3 separate regions of the Homo sapiens genome follow, and all the other regions are linked to region 1. A link is a loop called in an ENCODE intact Hi-C map of the cell type or tissue named here. Cell type or tissue: HCT116. All regions are shown on one strand. Region 1 has its middle 10 kb from the start of C1QTNF6. Region 2 holds the start of LOC124905113 (a long non-coding RNA gene). Region 3 overlaps IL2RB (interleukin 2 receptor subunit beta).

Region 1 (8,000 bases):
CAGATTTTCTAAAGCTTAAGACTAGCCCCCATGAATTCTTTTTCGTATTAATCAAATTCCTTGCAGGAGAGACAAACAGTGATTTTTATCATTTATTCAACCAGTTTGCACCAAGAGAGGCCAGAAGCCTGACTGGTAAGAAATTCTTACCCTTTGCCAGCATGCCAGGTTTCTGGGTTCCCTTTCTCTCTGTGGCTTTGATGGCCCTGCTTACTGTGCCATTGCTATGGGGGCCAAGACACGTTACAAAAGAAAATCGTCTTTTTCCATTTCATGGAACCACAGGCAAAAGCCTCTTAATTTTGTAAGATGCTGTCCAACAGGCTGCATGGGGAAACCAAATTAACATTTTCCATTCCAGGAGACTAGCCACCCCACTCAGTGCCCAACATCAACCTGGCAAGGCTCAAACTTGCTCCCGATGGCCCTTGTCATCTTTGATCCACTCCAAGTGAGGTGGAATGCCCTCCAACCAGAAGTTTCAACATATGGTAGCTGGGCAAGATGGAAGAGTGGAGAGTCACCCTGAGTGACAGAAAAGATAGAAAAGAGAAAGGAGAGAGGAAGAAAAGCATTGCCTGCCGGGGGGTGGAGAAGCTGAGGAGCTCAGGGAGGCCAGAGGCCTCCATTCCATTGACACTGGATCAATAGTTCAGGAGGTCGCTTGTCAGTAGCAAAGGTATCTTTTCCAGCAATCTCATCATCTCTAAAGTTTCCCCCTTTGGGGAGAAGAAAGCTCCCCATGTCCCATGATCCTGTACGTGCCTAATCCTGTCACTCACAGCTGTCAGCAAACAGTGCAAGGCAGATTAATGAAAAGAGAATAGTGGTTAATATCCCATAGTGCCTAATCCATTTCTCCTTACCAAGGGACATGACCGAGGGGGACCTCTAACTCCCTAAGGACTCCAACCTTCTTCATTTGGGCCTCTAACCCAATTTCTGATAAGCATCTTTGCCCTTCACTAAGAGGGGCCTTTAACCCCCTATTTCTGAGGAGGGAACCTAACCCAAATCCATACATTACCCAGAATAAAATATCCCTCACTTACCCAAAGTCAGCCAATTGGGGCTGTAGTCTATTTCCTTTGGGTTGAGGGTGTTTTCTGGTATCGTCCCTTCGTGGTTCACTAGAAAAAATGGTACTGGAAAGGGGTCCCAATCCAGACCCAAAGAGAGGGTTCCTGGACTCGCACAAGAAAGAATTTGAGGTGAGTCCACAGAGTGAAGTCAAAGCAAGTTTACAGAGAAGTAAAGAAACAAAAGAATGGCTACTCCATAGACAGACCACCCCTGAGCGCTGCTGGTTGGCTGTTTTTATGGTTATTTCTTGATTATATGCTAAACAAAGGGTGGATTATTAATCAGTTTTCCAAGAAAGGGGAGATTTCCCCAGAACTGAGAGTTCCTCCCGCTTTTAGACCGTATAAGGTAATTTCTGGACATTGCCATGGCATTTGTAAATTGTCATGGTGCTGGTGGGAGTGTCTTTTAGCATGCTAATGCATTATAATTAGTGTATAATGAGCAGTGAGGATGACCAGAGATCACTTTCATCACCATCTTGGATTTGGTGTGTTTTGGCCGGCTTGTTTAGCGCATCCTGTTTATCAGCAGGGTATTTATGACCTGTATCTTATGATACCAGTCCTGCCGACTCCCATCTCATCCTGTGACTAAAAATGCCTAACCTCCTGGGAATGCAGCCCAGCAGGTCTCAGCCCTATTTTACCCAGCTCCTACTCAAGATGGAGTGGCTCTGGTTCTAACACCTCTGACACAGGGCCAGGGCGGCAGCCAAGTCGCTCCTCTATGCTCCAGCCCCAGCTACACCAAAGTCTTCTTCCTCTGACTGGAATTCTGCCATTGTTACTGACTCACCCTGGTCTTCTAGAACTATTCCCTTGTGGAAATGACCCCCAACAAGTTCACAGGAGGGCAGCCTGTTTGCCTCTGGGTCTGGCAGGGTCCTGCCTCAGTTTCCTTCTTGTTAGGCAGGGGGAAGTTTGGCAAAGACTCTCTGCCCTGGCTTCCTGGGGCCCGAGACTCCTGTATAAAGACTGTCTCAAATGTCCCTTATCCTCCACCAAGGGATTTGGTGGGTTTTGGCTGGCTTGTTTACAGCATCCTCCTATTCTACATTTGTTGAAGACTTACTGCCTGGGCCAGGTCTCATCTCTCTAGGGGCTTTTGGTCCCCAAAGGGTGTTTATATCCATTACTTCAACTAGTCCTAGGGAGCTGGGGTCAGGCAGCTGAAGTGACTTGCCCAAGGTCACATAACTGGTAGAGAGGAGCAAAGCCCCCTACAGAAGGGAAGACTCTCCAACCCGATGGAATTCCCTCGGGGCTTGGGCATGGGCGGGGAACAATGCCTGCAGGTCAGGGCCGTCCTGGGAGGAGGGAGGTGCAGGAGTGCGGGGACCCCGGCGGGGAGTGGGGATATATTTAAATCTGGGGCTTCAGGTGCTAAATCCCATTCCCCCACTCACAGCTGGGCCAAGTGTGGAGGATGGGACGGCCCCTGGGCTCTGCGTCCTCAACCAGGGCTCATCCTTGGGCCTCCAATTTCCAATTTATTTGGGGGGATAATCAAACAGAAGAATATGAAGCCTGGAAAGATCCTCAGAAATGATCTCATCTGATTCTTTCATCTGACCAGCAGGGACACTGTGGCCCAGGGAGGATTTATCTTTGGCCCAAAGGTCACATGGCAGACTACAATCCAAGCTGGGATGACAGCCAGACTCTCCCAACCTCCAGCCTTGTGCTGTCACCCCTCCCAAACCGACTTGGAATCCCCCAGGTCATCCATTCAGGGGTGCAAGGGGGCCCAAAGGAAAGCAGACTAAAGGACTTTGGCCACTGGGAACACCCAAAGGCCTGCACTGGCCCTGCTCTCTACGTGGCCCTGCCCCAGGCAGCATTCCCAGGGCGCAGAGCCAGGGCTGCAGAGGGAGGGAGCCAAGGGGAGCCTCCCTCCCTGCTTCTAAGGGAAAAGGGTTGAGTCGGCAGCACTGGAGAGGGAGACAGCTCCTGCCTGGCTCCAAGCCTTCGGGCTTAGAAAACCTGACCTTCTGAGGAAACAGGGATAGAGAGAACCATCAATGGGACTTGGGGAGAAACAGGCTGGGGACACAGCAATGGTTTTGTCAAGGGCCAACTGTGTGCCTGGCAGTGTTCCATACCGCCCTCAACAGCTCCTCTGCAGAGAAGAGCTGTTCAACCCACTTCACAGGTGAGGAGGCTGAGGTCTGAAAAGCCAGGCAACTCACCAGGTTCTGGTGCCAGCTCATTTGGCTCCCGGCCATGCAATGCCCCGGAGAAGAGCCTCCTGTCCCTCTAGGTGCAGGGCAGCTGGCAGGAGTCAGAGCAGACAAGAGAGAACTCTGGAATATTACACTTCAGTATTTTCCCTCCCATTAGCTTTGACCGTGCCTGAAAATTCCTCCATTTGTGCGTCATCCGTTGGTGTCCCAGCCTTTCTGACGATCTCCTCAGCTGGTCAGGTGGCCTGAAAACAGAGCTCCAGCCCTGGGGCAGACAAACCTGGGTGATGACTCAGCTCCCCCTCCTAGCTGTGTGACCTCGGGCAAGTTTACCTCTCTGAGCCTTGGTGTCCCTGGGCCAGATAAACATGAGGAGGCCAGGACCATCGGGGCCGACTGGTGGAATGCCCGATGGGGGCACTCCCCACTGGCCACCCATCAGTAAAGCTGTGTGCCCTTTCCCAGGCACCCTGGGACCCAGGACAACAGCATGACCAGGAGGAGCGCAGGCCCAGGGTGGCTCTCATCACCCTGCTATCACTCCCAGCAGCAAAGGAGTAACCCCAATGCAGAAACCCAGGGTACAGGCCCTGCTTCCCCAGCCACTCCCCACCCTTTCCCCTGCCTCCAGAAGCTGGCTTTTCTCCCCAACCATTCTGTGGGCCTTCCATATCTTGACTCCTCTAATCCTTCCAACAATGCTCTGACGTAGGCACACGTGTTACCTCGTCTGTCCATTTTACAGACGAGATAGATGAGGCACATACTGACCAAGAGCCAAGCCCCTGGCCACCATCCTGCACTCGCCCACGTTCCAGCCCAGGGTCAGGAGAGGGTGTGAAAATAGGCACATTCAGTCAGCGCTTACAAAGCACGGCGCGCTTCATGTATTTAAAAAATAAAATGTGTGCCTGTCAAAAAGGGAGACAGGACAGTAAACATGATTCCTGGCGTCCGCTATGTAGGCTCTGAGTGGCAAGTCACAGATCTAACTGTTCAAGCGCAGAGATCAATTTCAACAAAGGAAGACGCGAGCGCCTCCTGCTGGGCAGAGCCCCCGCGCCCGGGAACCCGGGACGCTCCCCGCTCCCCGGTCCCCGGCCCCCGCCCGTCCCACCAGCCCGTCCCCTCAGGGAACTTTGGGGCAGGCCAGGGCGCCCATGCACTCGCTTCTTCCTCCAAACCCCCGCAGTCCCCGCAGCAACCCCCACCCCCCACACACAAACCGGCTTCCTCCCACGAGGAGAGCCCCGGGCCTGGTTCTACCGACTCCCCCACGTTGAACCGCCCAGGGGCCGGGGAAAGTTTCGCTCTCCGGAACCAGGTTCCCCGTCCTGGGCTTTCAGGACGTCGGATCCCAAAGGTGTTCAGCGGAGTTGGGCGGGCTGTCATGTTTTACAAAAGGGGAAACTGAGTCTGGAGAGCGCCAGCTCCGCGCCAGGCCCTCTGCCCCGGCGGGAAACCTGCTGATTGTTGGAGGGGAAACCGAGACTCAGGGACACTGAGGGGCAGCAACTTCCTCCCCCGACACGACAGAACAGTGGCAGAGCCTGCCTGCTGGGGCGTGCGGCTGGCGCCAACCTCTCCCTTTCTCCCTGCAAAACGAAGGCGAAAGACGCCCCCACGCCAGGCTCGGGGAGCCCCTCCCTCTCCACCCGCTTCCCCCTCAAACCCTGGTTCGTGTCTCCCTCTGCATAGCCCAGGGCCCAGGCAAGCGGAACCCCTACATCCACGACAGCGCCACGGGCCCGAGGGACGAGGACCTGCCTCTCTGGCCCACCCGGGCCTCGCGCCCGGAGGGCGGAGCCACAGCCGCGCCGGGAAACTGCCTTTGCACTTCCGGCGTAGGGCGAAGCCGAGCAGATCGGAACAAGGCCGAGTCTGGCCGAGTGCTGCCGAATACAGCCGAGTAGAGCCGAGCCTGGCCGAGTGGAGCCAAGGGTCGCCGAATAGAGACGAGTCCAGCCGAGCGGAGCTGCGGGTCGGATACCACGCGGCTACTGGGCGAGGCCTGAGGACCCGCGGCGCCCCCTGCCGGGCCTGGGGAGCACAGAGCCACGCTCCAGCCGTCCCCGCAGCCCTGCGACAGGCTTTTGAGATGGGCGTGGGAGCCCATTTTTTCGGATGAGGAAACTGAGTCTACGAGAGGTTCTGAGGCTGGCTCAAAGGCACTCAGCGCTAAGAGGCAGTGGCGCTGGGGTTCAAACCCGATTGCGTGGCCAGGAGCTCACCTTTCACTGCCGACCACGTAATGGGCATCGTGCGTTTGTTCCGTTCTCCCTCTGGCAGCTGCCGTTTGATAAGGCCCAACAGGGAGAGCCCCTCCCTTCTGAAGAGCAGGCGCAGGGTCCTGGCTGGAGCTCAGAGGCAACCCCTGATCTTACAGAGGGAGACACCAGGCAGGCTCTGGGGCCTGTTGAGCCAGCAGTTCCCCTGAGCAAATATTGACACATTTGCTGGCCTTTAAAGCGGACAGGAGGGTGGAGAGGCCACATCCCAGCTCTTCCCCTGCTAGGATCCGATACACCCCACCCCACCGTAGGCCTCAGTTTCTCCACCTGTAAGATGGTGACAGAGGATGTGGGTTCCAGGAGAGTGTGAGCCAGAACCTGAGGTGTCTGGGACCCCAGGGGACCCTGAGTGTGGCCCAGGCACCTTTTTTTTTTTTTTTTTTTAAGATGGAGTCTCGCTCTGTCACCCAGACTAGAGTGCAGTGGTATGTTCTCCGATGACTGCAACCTCCGCCTCCTGGGTTCAAGCGATTCTCCTGCCTCAGCCTCCCGAGTAGCTGGGACTACAGGCACGTGCCACCATCAAGCCCAGCTAATTTTTTTGTATTTTTAGTAGAGACGAGGTTTCACCATGTTAGCCAGGATGGTCTCGATCTCCTGACCTCGTGATCCGCCCGCCTCGGCCTCCCAAAGTGCTGGGATTACAGGCGTGAGTCACCGCGCCCAGCCGGCCCAGGCACTTTTTTTGAGCCTATGAGAAAATGAAGGTTTGTCTCACCCTCCACACACAGGTGTGCACTCATGTGTGCCCGTCATTCACCCCTCAGTGTGGTGCACGCTGCTGTGAGGTTTGCTGGAGGCCTGCTGGGATTCTGGGGAGGAACCAAGGTCCCCATGGGGCCTGGGCTGCCCTCTGCCTGTTGGGTCTTCCCAGAGGGTGTTGTCTGCCATGGCCACCAGGGACACCAGTGGCCTCAGAGCTCTCCCCACGCCCAGCATCACTCCCGTCCACTCAGCCCCCATTTTCATAGTTTTGTTTTTAAACTATGGGCCCTGGACTAGGAACTGTGTTTTGGATCTGGCTCAGACCCAAAACAGCCCTTGGCCACCAAGCTCTGGACCTTGTTGGAGAGTTTGAAGGAATGAATGGGTTAACCCAACAGGTCCTCTGGGAGACCCAGGAGAGAAGGGGCCATTATCTCCATTTTGCAAGTAGGAATTTTGAGTTTGCTAGGCCTGCTTTAACAAAGCACCACATACTGGGAAGACTTAAACAACAGAAACTGATTGTCTCACAGTTCTGGGGGTAGAAGTCCAGGCTTGGCCTCAGCAGGGCTAGTTCCTTCTGAGGGCTGCAAGGGAAGGAAGAGCTGTTTCAGGCCTGCTCCTAGCTTCTGCTGCGCTGGTAATCGTTGGCGTTCCTTGGCTTGCGGATGCCTTGTTTGATCTTTACCTTCATGTTCACATGGCGTCTCCCTCCTGGGTGCCTGTCTGTGTCTGAATCTCCACTTTTTTTTTTTTTTTTTTTTTTTTTGAGATGGAGTTTTGCTCTGTTGCCCAGACTGGAGTGCGGTGGCGTGATCTCAGCTCACTGCAACCTCTGCCTCCCAGATTCAGGTGATTCTCCTGCCTCAACCTCCCTAGCTAGCAGCTGGGATTAGAGGCGCATGCCACTATGCCTGACTAATTTTTGTATTTTTAGTAAAGATGGGGTTTCACCATGTTGACCAGGGTGGCCTCAAACTCCTGACCTCAGGTGATCCACCCGCCTCAGCCTCCCAAAGTGCTGCGATTACAGGCATGAGCCACCGTGCCTGGCCTCCCCGCTTCTTAGGGACACCAGTCGTATTGGATTAGGGGCCATCCCTGCTCCAGTATGACCTCTTCACTACCTACAACTGTGATGACCCCATTTCCAAATATCAGGTCACATTCTGAGGCTCTGGAGGTTAGGACTTCAACATAGAAATTTAGAGGGGGACAGAATTCAGCCTTAACAGGAATGGATGCCCTAGGAAGCCCTGTGTGACACATTCTCTGTCCCTAAAAAGGGGCCTCTTTGCTACCTTTCTTCCTTTCACTCACTGCCTTCCTCCAGCTCAGGGCCTTAGCACGTGCAGATACCTCTGCCTGGCACACTTAGGCTGAAACTTCCACTCTAGATGCAGCTCCCACCAGCCCCCAACCCTCCTAGTGCTCTCCCAGAGCACACTGCACTTCTCCCTCCCCACTGAGCCCCCAAAATAGGGCTACACTTCCTTGTGTGGTTGCCTGTGAGTGCTGAGAGTGCGGGACCCCTGTCCATTTGCCTGCACTGGCCCCCAGCCGCATGTCAGGACCTTGCATACAGCTGGTGCTCAGAAAAGCCTTTGTTAGCTAAGTGAACCACATCCAGAGGTGAAATAAATGGCCCAAGGCCACACAGTAGGTTTGCTGCGGGAGACATAGGGCCCAGGCCTGCTGACTTTGGCCCCATGACTTTCAGGGAGACATTTCTCCCT
Region 2 (8,000 bases), 120 kb before region 1:
ACAGTTTGATGATAGGGAGATTGATGGTTGCACAGGTCAGTAGATGCATAGATAAATGGGTAGCTGTATGAATCAATGGACAGACGGTGATTGGAGACCAGAAGATGGATGGATGGATGGATGGATGGATGGATGGATGGATGGATGGATGAATGGACAGACATACAGATGTAAATACAGAGGGGTTGGTGGGTGTTGAGAGGAGAAGCTAGAAACTTTTGCTGAAGCATGTAGCAGGCCTAGACTGCCTTTGGTGTCCCTCCAGACACTCGGCTAGGCCTGCCCTACCTTCCTGGCACTGCTCTTCGTCGCTGCCGTTGAGACAATCAGGCTGCCCATCACAGACCTTGGGCAGTGAGATGCATGTGCTGTCCTCTTTGCACTGGAATGTGGCTCTGCAAACTGTGTGGGGACACAGAGAGGGGACAGGTGGGAGGAAGCCAGAGGAGCCAGCCGGGGCTTGGCGATGCCTGTAGAAGGTGTGCTGTATTGCACGTTACCAATCACAAATCTCTTTCTCTGCTACTTTATTTTTATGTCTCGCTCTTGTCACGAAGGCTGGAGTGCGATGGCATGATCTCACTGCAACCTCCCAGGTCCAAGCGATTCTCCTGCCTCAGACTCCCGAGTAGCTGAGATTAATTACAGGCTCCTGCTACCACGCCCAGCTAATTATTGTATTTTTAGTAGAGACGGGGTTTCACCATGTTGGCCAGGCTGATCTTGAACTCCTGACCTCAGGTGATCCGCTCGACTCCGCCTCCCAAAGTGCTAGGATTACAGGCATGAGCCACTGCGCCCGGCCTCTTTCTCTGCTATTTTACACCCAAAGTTTCACAGCAACCCTGTGAGATACCCCATTTCACTGGTGGAAACAGATGAGGTGACTTGTCCAAGGTCACTTGGCTGAGCCAGAACTTGAAGCCAGATGTTCAGTTTCTGAATATGAGGTACCTCCCCCAGCACCGTGGCAGGATCATCCCCCCACCATGAACATCTCGCTTCCCTCTTCCCACATATTTAAACCTTTGACAGGGCAGAGGAGGGGGACATCTCCCTCACCCATTCTGTTCCTTCCTGGAAGGCTGGCTGGGACAGGGGCTGGGGGTGATGGCCCTGAGCTGGAAGTCAGGAGACCTGGCTCCCCACTTCTCCCTGCCACTGTCCCACGAGGTGGTCTCGGGGAGGCTGCATTGCTGGTCTGTCTCATTTTGCCACCCCGGCACAGTGAGAGAACCCCACTTCCTGGGTGCTCATAATGGAAGCTGCATGTAGAAGTGGGGTCTCCACTCAGCTCAGAGCAGGAAAGGTGAGGAAGGAGAAGGGATGGGCAGGGAGAGGAGGGATGCGCGGGCGGGTTACTCACCGCAGTTTCTCTCATCCAGGCCGTTGGGGCAGTCCTTGACCCCATCACAGGCAGGGACACAGAGTCCATTCACAGAACAGAGGAACTCTCCAGGGCAGGCTGCAAAACCACAGGGGACCGTGGAGGCAGGCAGGGCGCCATTAGGCCATGCGTAGCCGCGAAGGCGCACAAAGACACGCATGCACCTGTTCACTCACACGCGCATGGACAGGCACCCACAGACGTGGTCCTGGGCACCTGTGTACACAGTCCAAGCAGACATACATATCCAGACACACACACAGAATACACAACACACACGTGGATATGTATGAGTGTGTATTCCTGCAAACCCTTGTGGCTGCCTTGCACACGTGGGCACACAAAGCTGCATAAATTTGTGCAAGCACATACACACACACACACACTCTCTCTCTCCTTTTGTTCAGCCTCATAAGCAGCTGCCCACAGCCCCCTTGGTGGTTCCAGGGATGGCCAAGAGGCAGCGAGTCACTGCAGGGGGTTCCCCCGGCTGCCCATACTCACGGTCCGACTGGTTGTACAAGCCATAGTGCACCCGCACACCGGGCCCGGTGAGGGAGATCTGGGAGGTGAAGTTGATGGTGATCCCGGCCGTGGCCACCACGGGGATCCTCTCGGCGTAGGGCTGCAGGATGCGCAAGCCACACAGCCTGGGGGGAGTCAGAGACGACTCAGGGCTGCACTGGCTGGTCTCCTGGGTCCCGTGCACAGACAGAGCAAGGACAGGCAGCCAGAGGGGCAGGGGGAGCTGCACGCCCGCTGTGCCTCCTCTGCCCTGATTTCTCCCTTAGATGAGTGCACCCCCAGAGTCATCTTCTAGAAACTAGCCTGGCTATGCCACTGCCCTGCTCAAAAATCTTCAATGGCTCCCCATTGCCTGCCAGATAAAAAACTCAATTCTAGTCACAGTCACCTGTGAACTGTGAGGTTCTAGCAAGTCAGGGTCCTTCTTTGAGCCTCACCTTCCTCCCTTATAAAACAAGAAAAATTGGCTGGGCGCAGTGGCTCACACCTATAATCCCAGCACTTTGGGAGGCTGAGGTGGGTGGATCACCTGAAGTCGGGAGTTCGAGACCAGACTGACCAACATGGAGAAACCCCGTTGCTACTAAAAATACAAAATTAGCCAGGCATGGTGGCACATGCTTGTAATCCCAGCTACTCGGGAGGCTGAAGCAGGAGAATCGCTTGAACCCAGGAAGCAGAGGTTGCGGTGAGCCGAGATCGTGCCATTGCACTCCAGCCTGGGCAATAAGAACGAAAGTACGTCAAAAAAAGAAAGAAAGAGACAGAAGGTAGGAAGGAAGGAGGGAGGGAAAGAAGGAAGGAAGGGAGGGAGGGAAAAAGAAAGAAAGAAAGAGAAAGAAAGGAAGAAAGAAAGAAAGAAGAAAGAGAAAGAGAAAGAAAGAAAGGGAGAGAGGGAGGGAAAGAAAAAAGAAAAGAAAAGAAAGAAAGAGAAAGAAAGAAAGGAAAAATTATTTCTGTTGATCTTGAATCTGACAAAAGGCTTCAATGTGTCAGTTGAGGCAAAAGCCCTTGACTGCCCCACTGTCCACAGATGTGCACGGTCATCTGCCTTGAGCTTGGTGTGGGACGAGGGGGCAGCAGTGCTCCCCATTTAGGCACCAACCCTCCTGCCTCCCTGTGACACTGTGGGCTTGAGGGAAGGACCAGTCCTTCTCCCATGACCAGTAGCTTAGTGCTGATGGGCAGCACCTTCTCTGTGCATGGCCACACGGGGTGGGACCACCCCCAGCTGTGGGAGCACCCTCACATCCCTGCTGGACAACACCGCCCCTGCACCCCTGCCATACCACCACCAAGAAGATACCGTTGTTCAAACAGAGCAGGTGGGGGAATCTCCAGAGAGGCTGAGTCTTTCTCTCCTACCAGAGAACAGGTAGGAGCCCTCCCATCTCCAGGGCATGGGCCCAGGGGTTCCTCCTGCAGAGAGTCCGGTGCACCTCACCCCACAGAGCAAGTGGGCAGCGGCATGACTTCACAGAGTGGGTGCAGCCACTCCCCCAGGACAGTGGGACCCTCCCTCCACAGCAGCCGGGGGTTCCTTTTCATCCCAGGTGGGACACCCTTGCAGAACAGATGGGGACAGCTTCATCAGCTCATAGAAATGCCCTCCACAGAGCAAATCAGAGTGCTTTGCAGATGGGGGAAACACACTCAGGGTGCAGGTTGAAAATCTGCAGGGAGAGCTGAAAATGCCCCTGGCAGAGAAAGCAGATGGAAATCCAGAGAGCATCAGGAATGCCCCTGAAGGCCAGTGGGGACATCCCACAGCAAATCCAACACCCTGCGGAGCCGGCCATGATTCCCAAGGGCCAGGCACTTCCCCAGAACTTCTAGAATGTGGTAAGCACTTAACCGTTCAATAAGTTAATCAATTCCTTAGCCACCGAACAGCTGAAGATGAGCTTTGAGGCTGTTTTAACATCTCCAGGTGTGTGGCTGGGGCTGAGCCTCATTGGCTATGGCATCACAAGGCCTCATTGCACGGGGATTCTGAGGTTCAAGCAGCACCTCCACCCAGGGAGGGAGGAATTGCTCTCATCCCATTTTACAGATGAGGCTCAAGAGTGCAGGAGCCAAGGTGGAGCCAGAATCTTGCCTCAGGACCCAGAAGAGCTCACCTAGCTTGCTTGAGGGGAGGGCTCCGAATTCCCACTGCAACAGGAGCTCTGAGGTCTGAGCCCCCTACATGCCCCATGTCCTCCACACGCCTGGCCTAGACTCTGGCACCCCCCTAAGTCTATCTGGCCACAGTGACCACGATCTTACCCTTACACCAACCAGCAGTTCTCAAAGCACAGTCAGGGGACCCCTGGGGGTCCAAAAGTCATGTTTATAGTAACACTCAGATATCATTTGCCTTTTTTGCCCTCATTCTCTCATAAGGTGACAGGCGAGTTTTCCAGAGACTGATGTGTGACATCGGGACTGATTGAACTCGGAGGCAGATTCGAAGGTCCCGCCTGTAGTCTGTGAAGCCAGTTGTTAAAGAAATGTACAAAAATGTAAAATGACAGCACTCTTGTCACTAAATGTTTTTACTTTTGGAGGATGCAACTAATTTTCATAGAATGTTATTTATATTCAAATGTGTAATGGGCTTATAATTATATTAAAAGAATTAATAAACATTTTAAAATTTTGTTTCAATTTCTAATGCTGCAAGTATAGATCTATAACCTGTATAAGCAAAAACTCTTTAGGGTACTCAGTCATTTTGCGGAGAGTGACTGGGTCCTGAGGCAGAACAGGTTGGGAGCCGCCACCCCCGACCATGGTTCCCCCAGCCCAGCAGGGCCGGTGGGGGACGAGGCACCGCCAGGGGGCGCCCCTGAGCAAGCCTGGCCCTCTTGCTCTTGTAAAACCCAGGAAACGCAGGTTTTGGTGTCTGTTTGTCTATAAAGTTATCATGGATTGTTTTCCTCACAGAAGGACCTCAGGAAGTAGACAGGGGAGCCAGGGGTTGGGAAGGACTAGTGCGGGGAATGAGGAGTCAAGCGCATCCCATGGGCCTTGGGGTGTCCCTTCCCACAGTCACAGGGAGATTGTGGGGAGACAGAGAAGGAACCCAAGCCGGGGTTGGAGGGGAGTGGAACGTTTCACCCTAGAAGCAACTGCGTTGAGGACCTGTAGTGTCACCCAAGCCTTGGGCAGGGGCTGTAAGGCAAAGACACCTGTGCCTGCTACAGGAAGTTCTCTCAACCTCCAGGGAGAGTCCTAGAACCAGTCTGTAGCTGGCAGCAACCTTTCCCCAGGGCCTCACCGTGTACCCGGGAACCTGTCTGTCTGGGCAGTGTTTGGTTCTCACTCTGGAGGCCTGGAGCACGGGTAGAGGTGGTGGAATCCCTGGAACAAGCGTCTGCTTAGAAAGCGCCAGAGAGGAATTCAAGGCAGCGGCTGAAATCTAGTGGCCCAAGCGGAGTCACTCAGCGTAAAGACAATCTGTTTATGCACCATGTAGAAATTGCTTCATTGAGTCGCGAGCTAATTTCACATAATAATCCAGATTCCTGCTCCTTTAGAAGGAGAAGAGGAAGAGGAAGAGGAAGAGGAAGGAGGAGGCGGAGGAGAAGAAGAAGAAAAGATGAAGAGGAAGAAAGGAGAAAGAGAATGAGGAGAAGGAGGAGGAGAAGAAGAAGGAGGAGGAGGAAGAGGAGAAGGAGAAGAAGAAGAAAGAGGAGGAGGAGAAGGAAGAGAAGGAGAAGAAGGAGAAGAGGAAGGGAGAAGAAGGGAAAAGGAGAATAAGGAAGAAGAAAGAAGAAAGAGAAAGAAGAGGAAGAAGGAGAAGGAGAAGGAGAAAAAGAGAAAGAAAGAAAGAAAAAGAAAGAAAGAAAGAAAGAAAGAAAGAAAGAAAGAAAGAAAGAGAAAGAGAGAAAGAAAGAAAAGCCCCGAAAACACCACTGGACTACCCTACCCCCCATCATAGACTCTAGCCCTGGCCTGGCCCCTTGGCCCATCTGAGTTTTCTGTTTCTGCTGCAGAACTCTCTGGGGGAGGGTGCACATTCTCTGGCTCTCCAGTGCCTCCCGTCCAACAAGTGCTCCCCTCTAGCCCTCTCCAAGAAGCACCAGAAGCCTGACTGCTGCGATGCCTGCCAGTTCATCTTGGCTACAAAGTACTGAGTGTCTGAAGGCACATTTTTGCACCGTGTGGCCTGCCTTGCTTCCTCACCTCTCTGGATATGGGGAATATTTCCTTCTTGCCTCATCCAGGAGGTAGACAGGGACCCTGTCAGGATGTACTGCCTGGAGGGATAGATGCATGGATGGATGGATGGATGGATGGAAGGGTGGGGAGAACACAAGAAGGAAGAAGGAAAGAAGGGTGCGTGGGTGGATGAATGCACACCCCCGTGCCCTTACCTACAGACAGATTAAAGGGGAAGGAGGGTCACAGAAGGCAAGTGCTGAAGAGGGGAGGAGAGCAGCACCTGGCATTGCCAGAGCTCTAGACCTGGGGCTGCAGAGCTGAATTGGCAGCCTGGCTTTGCCCCAGGAACAAGCTGTGTGACCTTGGGTCACCCTCAGCAAGCTTTAGTTTTCACATTTGTAAAACAGGGGTGATCGTATCTCCCTTGTGGCATGGTTTAAGGCATGCATAGGAAATGACTTCTTTGAAGCACTTGCTGACGTCAGGCTGTGAGCTCATGGAGGAAGCAGCTTGCACTCTCCTGCACGGCCAGCCCAGCTCAGGTCAGCCACACTGAAGTTCCTACTAAGTGTCTGTGGCTGCCGCCTGTGCTGGCCACTAGCGCTCCGGAGAACACAAGGGCCACCCCATAGCCAGGCCAGGCCGGGTCGGGGGTGGCTCCAGCTGGCCTAGGGAACCCATGGTTCTGCCTGTCCCCACTGGCTGGGAGTGAGTGGAAATGGTGGGGCGAATCACAAGAGAAGTGATGTCACAGGAGAGGAAGCTGGCAGGAGGCAGGTTCCCGGAAAGGGGGAAGCCCGTGCTTCGGTGGCAGCCCGTGAGAGTGGCTTCTGCGAAATGGAGCAGCCATGGCCAGATCTCACGGGCCAAGTCCCTCTACCACCCCCAGGCCACTCAAGGGCCTGAGGCCTCAGCTGGGCTCAAGTGGGCACCGGGAGAAGCTAGGTAGAAAGCAGGCAGGTCAGGGGTGAAGGAGGCACCACAGTCTCAGAGGAGTCAGGTGAAGTGCCTAAGGATGCTTAGTCCATGGGGGGCCCACCAGGCCAGCCTTTCCTCATCACTACGCTGGCACTTGAGGGTTAAGATACCCTCTCCCCTGACCCGCCCTCTCCATCAATGGGCATTCTGGGCCAAAGGGCTGTACCTCCCCCTCCCTAAAGTGCCTTGTCTGAAAATCTGCTCTTCCCTAGACCTCTCATGTCTTTGCCACCCACACAAGCAGATTTCCAACAAATGCTCATTCTAAGAATTTCTCAGCATCTACATGGGATGATCACTATCGCCCATGATCATAACTAGAGGGCACAGTGGCCCAGTGCGGATGGTTTGCAGGCGCCACCTCTGCCTTCCCTTCCACATTCATTCACACAGGAGGAGTCTGCGGGGAGGGGACAAGAGTCTGCCCCTGGGGACCCTGGACCCTTAATGAAAGTCTGAGAAGAAAGGGCTGGGACTTCCCAGGCCGCTCTGGAACTGGTGGGACAGCCACAGAAACTGTCGATCCCCCCACCCAGATGCCAGTGGGTTGGCTGGGGATGCCTTGGCTGAGGGAGTCACCAGCTGGCATGGGCCGCTAGAGGCTCAGAGGGAAGAATCGCACACGTGGACCACACACACATGCACGTACACGTGCACAGACATGCATGGATGTACGCACGCACACAGACATGCATCTGTGCACCCACGTGCACTCCAGATCAGGCTGCCTGGCCTTAACTCTGGCTCAAAGAGCTGGGTGACTTTGTGCAAATTACTTCATCTCTCTGTGTCTTGGGTGTCTCACTGGTCTGTGAAGGCAGTACAGGCACCTGCTTCCTCGCTGGGTTGTTGAGGCTGAAAGAGCCAGCACCATAAACCCCTCAGCTTGTGCCTGCCCAGAGCAGAGTGAGAGCCGGTGATGAACGCAGGTTTGTTGCACTTGACCTAAGCCCGCGTGTGC
Region 3 (8,000 bases), 64 kb before region 1:
CAAGGCTGAGGGAAGAATTTTAAGGAAATACATTCCCGCACATTAAGAGTACTGCAACTAATGGCCAGGCACGGTGGCGCACGCCTGTAATCCCAGCACTTTGGGAGGCCGAGGCGGGCAGATCACCTGAGATCAGGAGTTCAAGACCAGCCTGGCCAACATGGCAAAACCCCGTCTCTATTAAAAGTACAAGAATTAGCCAAGTGTGGTGGTGTGTGCTTGTAGTCCCAGCTACTCGGGAGACTGAGGCAGGAGCATCGGTTGAACCCAGGAGGCAGAGTTTGCAGTGAGCTGAGGTCGTGCCATTGCACTCTAGCCTGGACGACAGAGCAAGACTCCATCTCAAAAAATAAATAAATAAATAAATAAATAAAAGCACTGCAACTAAGATATTCTCATCTTGGGAGTTTTCCAAGGAGTTCCAGAAGGGGCCCTTGATCAGCCCTGATAGAGAACTCCAAAGCCAGGTCATGACAGCTCTGGTCCGGCATGGCTTTCCTCCTCCGCCACTCTTCTTGACCTCCCTCTGCCCCTACCTCATCCCCACCCCCCAATCTTGGGAGCCTAGAGTGGGGCTAGGGTGGTAAAAAGTACCCCCCATGTCCCCCCTTCATTCTTGAAGCTTCCTGCCTGAAGGGGGCATGGGCTGGGGAAGAGGAGACGACGGAATCTGAGATGGAGTTTAGAGCGTTACTGATCTGCGGGCCGGCACTTTAAAAATGAATCGGTGTTTTGTGACTCAAAGTGACGGGAAGACTTGTTAGTATCCACGCTAAGTTATGGAGCCTGCTCAGGAATTTTGAGCAGGGACAGGAGAAGCACAGAGCATGTCTGCACAGACAGTGGGGTGGAGAGAGCTTGTGCTGGCAGGTCCTGTTCGTTCAGCACACCGGCAACGGTAATACCAGATAGGGTACTTTTTTTTTTTTTTTGAGATGGAGTCTCACTCTGTCGCCCAGGCTGGAGTGCAGTGGTGCCATCTCAGCTCACTGTAACCTCCGCCTCCTGGGTTCAAGCGATTCCCCTGTCTCAGCCTCCTGAGTAGCTGGGATTACAGGCATGCACCACCAGCCCGGCTAATTTTTGTATTTTTAGTAGAGACAGGGCTTCACCATGTTGGTCAGGCTGGTCTCGAACTCCTGACCTCGTGATCTACCTGCCACAGCCTCCCAAAGTGCTGGGATTACAGGCATGAACCACTGCACCCAGCCTGATAGGGTTCTTTTGAACACTAACTGCGTGCCAGGCAATGTACTCAGGGCAGGACACATAGTAACACTGTTTTTCTCCTCATCTAACAGGTGGGGAAACTGAGGCCCAGGGAGGCTCTATAGGCCCAAGGTCACACAGCCAGAATGTGGTGGAGCTGGGATTAGAACCCAGGCAGTCTGGCTCAGATGGAAAGTGCCAGAGCTGGAGAAGAGACCCATGCACACCCCGGAGGCTGCTCACTTCGGCGTTTTGTCTCCTCTCACAAAACACAAAATTAGCTACTAACCTGCCACCCCCTCATCCCACTCACACCCCTGCCCACCTCTGTCTCCCCGCCCCGGCCTCCTACCTGGACGTCTCCTCCATGCTCTGAGCTCAGCTGGGAAAAGAACTTCGAGGGGTCTGGGGTGTTACACTTCAGGACCTTCTTCAGCCTGGACAGAGGAGAGGAGGGAAGGAGGAGGGTGAGAAAGGGAAGGACCGCGGTGTTATGCCATCGGCACCACAGCTCTGGATGCCAGGCACGGAGCCGCACCACATTTACTTATGTATTTCTTCCGCCGATACTAAGTGTTCACTGTGGGAGGACGCTGTGTTGGGCACTGGGGAGACAAGAATGGCCAACAAAGGAGGTCCCTGCTCTCAAGGAGCTGACATTCTCATGGGGAGATGGACACAAAGCATGTTGCAACATCACCATTCATTCTGTGGAGACAGAGAGCACAGTGCTACACAAGACGGGGAGGTGGGGGTCGATGGGGGTGAACACACAAGCCAGAGTGGTCAGGGACGGAGATGGCTAGAAGAAGTGGAATGAACCAGGAGGCGGGAGAGAGGAGATGGGCTTTCTTGTCAGGGCTGCCATGGATGGTGGTTCAGGTTGTACACTGCCCAAGGGCATTAGGCTTGGGCAGGGAGTGGGAAAGGTGGTGGTGAGTGAGGCTGAATTCCAGCCCATGTTCTGCTTGCTAAGCTGAGTGCCTGGAAGCTGTGTACATCACCGTGAAGAAAGAGGCACCATTTTTGATTTGCCCAAAGGTTCCACACAGCTGGTGGAGGCCCTCAAGGGCCAGGGTGTACTGCAGCGCAGTGAGCGGCCTCTGAAGAGTGTTAAACAGGAGAATGACATGGTGGAGAAAGCACTGAAGGGGCGCAAGAACGACAAGGAGGAGGGCAGTCTGGAGGCCACTGAACCCATGCCTGGGAGAGGACCTCTCCCTCTACAGGGACATGGTTTCCCTGAAGGCCTGCAGGGAGCTGTGGGCGGAGGGGACGGGTGGGTGGAGGAATGCTTGTCTTCTTGGGAGGAAAGAGGAAACGGGGCTCCGAACACTGCCGAGAACCACTGCTCCAGGACGAGGGTCAGGAGAGCGGCAGTCACTCCTAACTGGCTATGTGACCTTGGGCAAGTCAGCTGACTTCTCTGGCCAGTCCTGGCATCAGTTAAAAGGCAATGGTAGCCCCTGACTCACTGCCTTCCCAGTGCTGGGGAAAGTCGAGTGAGGTGACACAGCTAGGCACGCTTTGCAAACCTCTTGGGAGAAGCAGGGCTCTCATCAGGGGGCCACAACCCCCGGTCAGAAGTGTCACCTCCTCACCGCTTTGCCCTCCACCAGGCCACGCTCCACACAGCAGCCAGGGCTACAGAGGGCGAAGTGGATCCTGTCCCACTTCTGGGGAAACCCTCCATGACTGCTCGGCACACGGCCCAGGTCCTCACCACAGCCTGAGGCCCCAGGAAGCATCACTGCCGCCACAGGCCCAGGCTCAAGTTCAGCCTCCTGCCCCACCCACTTCTGTCTCCAGCCACACCAGCGCCCCTGCACTCTGTTCCTGGAAGTTTCTTCCCTCCTGCCTGCCCAGGGCCTTTGCACATGCTGTTTCCTCTGCCTGGGACACTCTCCCCATCCCCTCCACACCCCCCATGGGCTCCCACTACAGATTTCAACAGAATCATCCCTTCCTCAGGGAAACCAGCCCTGGCCACGCCCCAGCCAAGTTTCCCCTCCCTGTTTTCTGCTCCTGATACAGTCAGCACTCAGGATCCGTGGGTTCTGCACTCACGGATTCAGCCAATCTCTGATCAAAAATATTCAGGAAAAAAAAACCCTCATAGCAATACAATAATAAAAAATAATACAAATTTTTAAAATACAGCATAACAACTATTTACATAGCATTTACATGGTATTAGGTATTATAAGTAATCTAGGAGATGACCTAAAGTCTCTGGGAGGGTGTGTGTAGGTTACACGCAAATATTCTGCTGTGTTAAATCAGGGACTTGAGGCCGGGCGTGGGGGCTCACACCTGTAATCTTAGCATTTTGGGAGGCCAAGGCGAGTGGATCACCTGAGGTCAGGAGTTTGAAACCAGCTTGGCCAACATGGTGAAACCCCGTCTGTACTAAAAATACAAAAACTTAGCAGAGCACGGTGGCGTGTGCCTGTAGTCCCAGCTACTCGGGAGGATGACGCAGGAGAATCGCTTGAACCCTGGAGGTGGAGGTTGCAGTGAGTCGAGATTGCGCCACTGTACTCCAGCCTAGGTGACAGAGTGAGACTCTATCTCACAAAAAATAAATAAATAAAATAAAACAAAAATCAGAGACTTGAGTATCCACCAGCTTTGGTATCTGTAGGGGGTAGGGAGGGTCCTGGAACTGGTTTCCATGGATCCTAAGGAATGGCAATACGTCGACATCCTCCTCTGCCATCCTGATCCCGGTGTGTCATTACACACCTGCATGATTGTCTGCCTTCCCCCACTGGGCCGTGAGCTGCCTGGAGCTGGGGCGCATGCATGCGGCCTGCCACTGTGTTCCCAGCTCTTTGAGCTGTACCTGGCATGCAGCTCGTACTCAGTGAATATGGGAATAAGCGAATGACAGACCTAGATGGACCGGCGGGGACCCAGACACAGAGACAGCTGACATGTGCACACGGGCATCCCCAGTCCTGAGAGCAGTGTTCTGGACAGGGCCCCGGGGCTCTCCCTGGAGGGCTGCACCTCCCACCTTCCCCTCGGGTTGGTTCCACAGGGCCCCCCTGTGGGGATGCGACACAGGGAAAGGCCAGGTTTTGGACAGGGAGGACTCTTTGGAGGGTAGACGAAGCACGGGTGTATCAGAGCAGGGGGTTCGGTCCAGAATCTGACCTGGCAAGGTGGCATGTGTTCATGTAAGTGTGTGTGTGTGTGTATGTGTGCTTGTGTGCGTGTGTGTGCATGTGTGTGCATGTGTGTGCACGTTGGAGGGGTGGGAGCATGAAGGAAGGGGAGGAGAACCTTCTTACCATGGCCCGGTGTTCCTGCAGTTGATCAGCAAGTACACTAAGATGATGAAGCCAAAAGCCCCGCTGAGGCCCACGAGGAGGTGGCCGAGCCACGGAATGGTGTCCTTCCCAAGGGCTGCCCAGGGGTGGGAGAAACAGCAAGGAGAGGGGTTAGAGAAGTGCCCTCACTCACCCTGGGTCGGTCACCCCAACACCCCCATCCAGGGCCCTGCCACGCAGGCCTGCGTCTGGGGGGCTGGGGACAGGGTTCTGCTAAGCCCATCCTCTGGGAAGCCAGATTTCATGCTAAAAAGAAATGACACGGTGGCATTCTAAGAGCTCCTCCAGCTCCAGACAGATCCCATGGGCCCCCCTGGTGAGCCTACAGCCCCCCACCACCCCCACAGCAGCCTGGGCTCCAGCTGGCTGCACCCCTCTCTCCACCTCCCTCCAAGCACCACTTAGAGGACCCCAGGTCTTGCTTGGGCTTGAACTCGAAATGTGGTGCGATGAGGGACAGGCGCCCAGCAGACCTGCTGAGGGCCAGGCTGCCGGGACATCACACGCCTTCCTCACAGCAGCTCTGCCTCACGGTCACTGTACCCATTTCACAGATCAGGCCGAGAGGTGAAAGCAGCCACCCCCAGCCCCAGAAGAAACCAGGAGTTGGAGATTTCAGGGTGGAGAAGAGTGAAAACAGCCTTTCGACCCCTCCCCAACTCACAAGGCCCATGGCAAGCCCCGTCCCCTCACTGAACCCCTGTTCCTGTCTGAAAAGCGAGCCCCCTGCAGGGTTACAGCAAGTGAGGGATGGAGCTGACTGCTATACCCTCACCCCAGGCAGGGAGAGAATGGAGCAGCTCCTCCTCCAGCCGCCCCCTCCTGCCTGAGCCCCCTCTCACCCTTGCCGCCCACCAGTACCTGCAGGCTTTGTCCTGAAGGCCAGGGGCTGGCTCCAGGGGCTCCAGGTCGTGAACTCGCCTTGCAGAGGCTTGACCCGCACCTGAAACTCATACTGGGTGTCTGGGGTGAGCGTCTCCAGGCAGATCCATTCCTGCTTCTGCTTGAGAGTCAGCAGGGGGGCCTCCTGGGTCGGAGACAGGACTGTCAGCGCCCACCTCACCTCCCATGGCAGGGCCAGGAGGCTGAGCATCACAGAACCCCCCCCCAACCCCTGCCAGCTGCACCCCCACTTCCTTGCCACCCAAAGCTCCCTCACTACCCAGTTGCTGGGGCCTCAAACCCCAGGGTCATCCCCTAAAGCCCAAGTCATCAGCTAATCAGCTGGTTCCACCTCCAGAACCTGGTTCCACCTCCATAGCCATTCCAGAACCATCCCCCTCTCTCCCCGCCGCACTCACCCCAGGCCTGAGCTGCCGCCCTCTCCCAAGCCTGCAGCTGGTCTCTGGTTCCCACCCGTGCCCCGCTGCAGTCTAGTCTCCACAGGACCAGAAAGTGGGACGTCTCCGCACACCTCTCCCACCCTGGGTCACTCTTTTTGCCTCCTCCTGCTCCCCAGACACATAGCAGCATCCTGCCTTTGCCGTGGCAGGTCTTTCTAATTTTGCAAAACTTCTCCCCAGATCTTTGCAGGTCAGCTCCTTCTGGACACCCAGGTGTCCAAGGGGCCTTCCCTGGTCACCTGAGTCTGAAGTAGCCTGTGCCAGTCACTGTCAAATTCCTTGCCCCGTTGGGTTTTCTTGATGGAACTTATCACTATCCGGGTGCCTCACTATCCCAGACCCTGTCGCTACATCTGCTGACTGACTGCCTGCCTGCCCTGCCCCAGTCTGAGATTCCTGAGAGTGGAAGTTTGCTGAGCTCACCCTCCGCTCTCTCCCCATCATTCAGCGCATAGTAGGTGCTCAGCAAATATTTATTGAGTGAGCAGTTGAGTGAATGAAGAAATGAGTGTAAGTGAATGAATAAGCAACAGGCCCGCACGGATGTGGAGCAGATGGGCTTTGACACGTGGAGGGTTGGCTTCCCTGGCCTCTGAAAGCCCATGGGGCTGGGCAGCTGCCTATCTCCTGGCTTTCTGAATCTTTCCCTGGTGTCAGCCTGGAACCTGCTGCCAGCTGGATCCCCAGGATTAAGGGGGCTAGATAAGGACGTGGAAGTCGGGGAGGCAGCCCCAGGCAGTGCAGAAAGAGCACTGGACTCAGCCACCCACCATCCACCTGGGGCTGAGGGGACCTCGACACAATGAAAAAGGGACAGGACATGGACCAGGACAGGAAGGAGGAACCAAGGCAGGTACGGACTGGGCCACATTCTCACCTCCCAGGTGTGGCCTGGGGACAGCGTCCGGGCCTCGAACTCCAGGTGTCTTTCAAAGTAGTGGGAGGCTTGGGAGATTTCCCAGCTTATGTTGCATCTGTGGGTCTCCACGTGGACAACTTGGAGGGAGATGGGGGCCATCAGGCGAACTGGAGACAACAGGGGGTAGGGGAGAGCAGTCAGCCATGACCTCCACCTCCCACTTTGTACCTGCCACTCCTCCCTCCTGGCACATGCTACCACCTCCCCTACCCCCCGACCCAAAGCCCCAGGACCCGCTCCCTCACTGCCTCCAGGCCTCTCTCAATGATCACCTCTTGAGAGAAGCCTTCCCTGACCACTCACCACTCTGCATCCCCCTTGCCTGTTTCACTTTTATTCCCAGTGCTTATCATCACCTGACCTACGAAATATATGGTTTGGTTTCTTTACTCATTTTCTGTCTCCCCCAGCAGACTGTGAGCTCCTTGAGGGCAGGGACTTGGTTGTCTGCTGTGTCCTTGGCACCTGGAAGATTACCTGGCACTTGATTCAGTAGCTGCTGGATGAATGACTCACGGCAGCTTTTCTCTGCACTTACAATTGACCTGAGAGCTTTCCATGGATCATCTCATTTATTTTAAGTGTGATGATTATAACACTGTGATTCTGAAGTTAAATGAATCTCAGTTTCTATACTTCTAAGACTCTATAGAACCACATAAGTGATAAGCAGATGCTGAGTGCTGACTACATGGTAAGCAGTTTCTATGTCTCAGTTCAAAGATGCCTTACAAGCCTGGTAGGTAGGTGACTCCGATTCTCCCCAAAACTCAGGCTCAGAAAGTTTCGATGGTCTGCCAGTCAGATCACATCCAGTTCAGGCCTGACTCTCACTTTCCACCCCACTGCTTCCCTGGAGATGGCCCCCAAGGTCAGCAGGCAGTCGCTCAGGCATTCAACAAACCTTCCCAGACCACTGTCCTGATGAGACCTAGTGCTGGGTGCGTGGCAAGGAGACACAGGGGTGGCAGAGACTCTGCCTTCAGGGTGCTCACAGCCCAGTGAAAGAGACAGACCTACAATCAGGCAGTAACAACCCAGGACATACATTCCCAGAAAGAGGAGGTACAAAGGGCTAGGGGAGTCTAGGAAGGCCTCCTGGAGGAAGTGACTTTCAACTAAGCCTCGAAACGTGAGTGGGAATTTTCCAGGTGTAAAGGGCCTTCCAGGCAGTGGGATCGGCATGTGCAAGGG

Evidence for each region. Hi-C counts contacts between places; a loop is a spot of excess contacts. Peaks named below come from ENCODE experiments on the same cell type or tissue, not always from the same donor. Only the 100,000 strongest peaks of a DNase experiment are listed, where the experiment ranks them.
Region 2: it touches region 1 in a loop (9-fold over the local background); 81 of 110 quality-filtered maps call a loop at or near these places.
Region 3: it touches region 1 in a loop (4-fold over the local background); 13 of 110 quality-filtered maps call a loop at or near these places.

The regions. Positions count from the first base shown.
Region 1 is chr22:37,194,329-37,202,328 of GRCh38, forward strand. It overlaps a transcript of C1QTNF6 not described here. Among named protein-coding and RNA genes, the nearest start is that of C1QTNF6, 10 kb to the left of the region's middle. RefSeq lists enhancers at 3,380-3,950, 3,951-4,520, 6,592-6,681, 6,702-6,751 and silencers at 4,203-4,432, 5,223-5,402. In HCT116, CTCF peaks have their summits at 2,684, 4,316 (motif pointing left), 5,331 (motif pointing left) and 6,466; DNase peaks (open chromatin) are centred at 2,993, 3,473, 4,263 and 5,183; H3K4me3 peaks cover 3,793 bases; H3K27ac peaks cover 4,464 bases.
Region 2 is chr22:37,073,244-37,081,243 of GRCh38, forward strand. It overlaps TMPRSS6 (transmembrane serine protease 6), which reads right to left. Exons shown (of 18, transcript NM_001374504.1): 11 at 1,892-2,037; 12 at 1,367-1,465; 13 at 289-402. It overlaps LOC124905113 (a long non-coding RNA gene), which reads left to right and starts at 3,845. Exons shown (of 2, transcript XR_007068092.1): 1 at 3,845-4,085; 2 at 4,298-4,561. RefSeq lists enhancers at 4,526-5,027, 7,138-8,000 and a silencer at 4,615-4,754. In HCT116, a CTCF peak has its summit at 4,725 (motif pointing right); a DNase peak (open chromatin) is centred at 4,758; H3K27me3 peaks cover 1,844 bases.
Region 3 is chr22:37,130,823-37,138,822 of GRCh38, forward strand. It overlaps IL2RB (interleukin 2 receptor subunit beta), which reads right to left. Exons shown (of 10, transcript NM_000878.5): 6 at 6,765-6,913; 7 at 5,406-5,571; 8 at 4,506-4,620; 9 at 1,562-1,646. Among named protein-coding and RNA genes, the nearest start is that of IL2RB, 15 kb to the right of the region's middle. In HCT116, no CTCF peak of the experiment used is centred here; no DNase peak of the experiment used is centred here.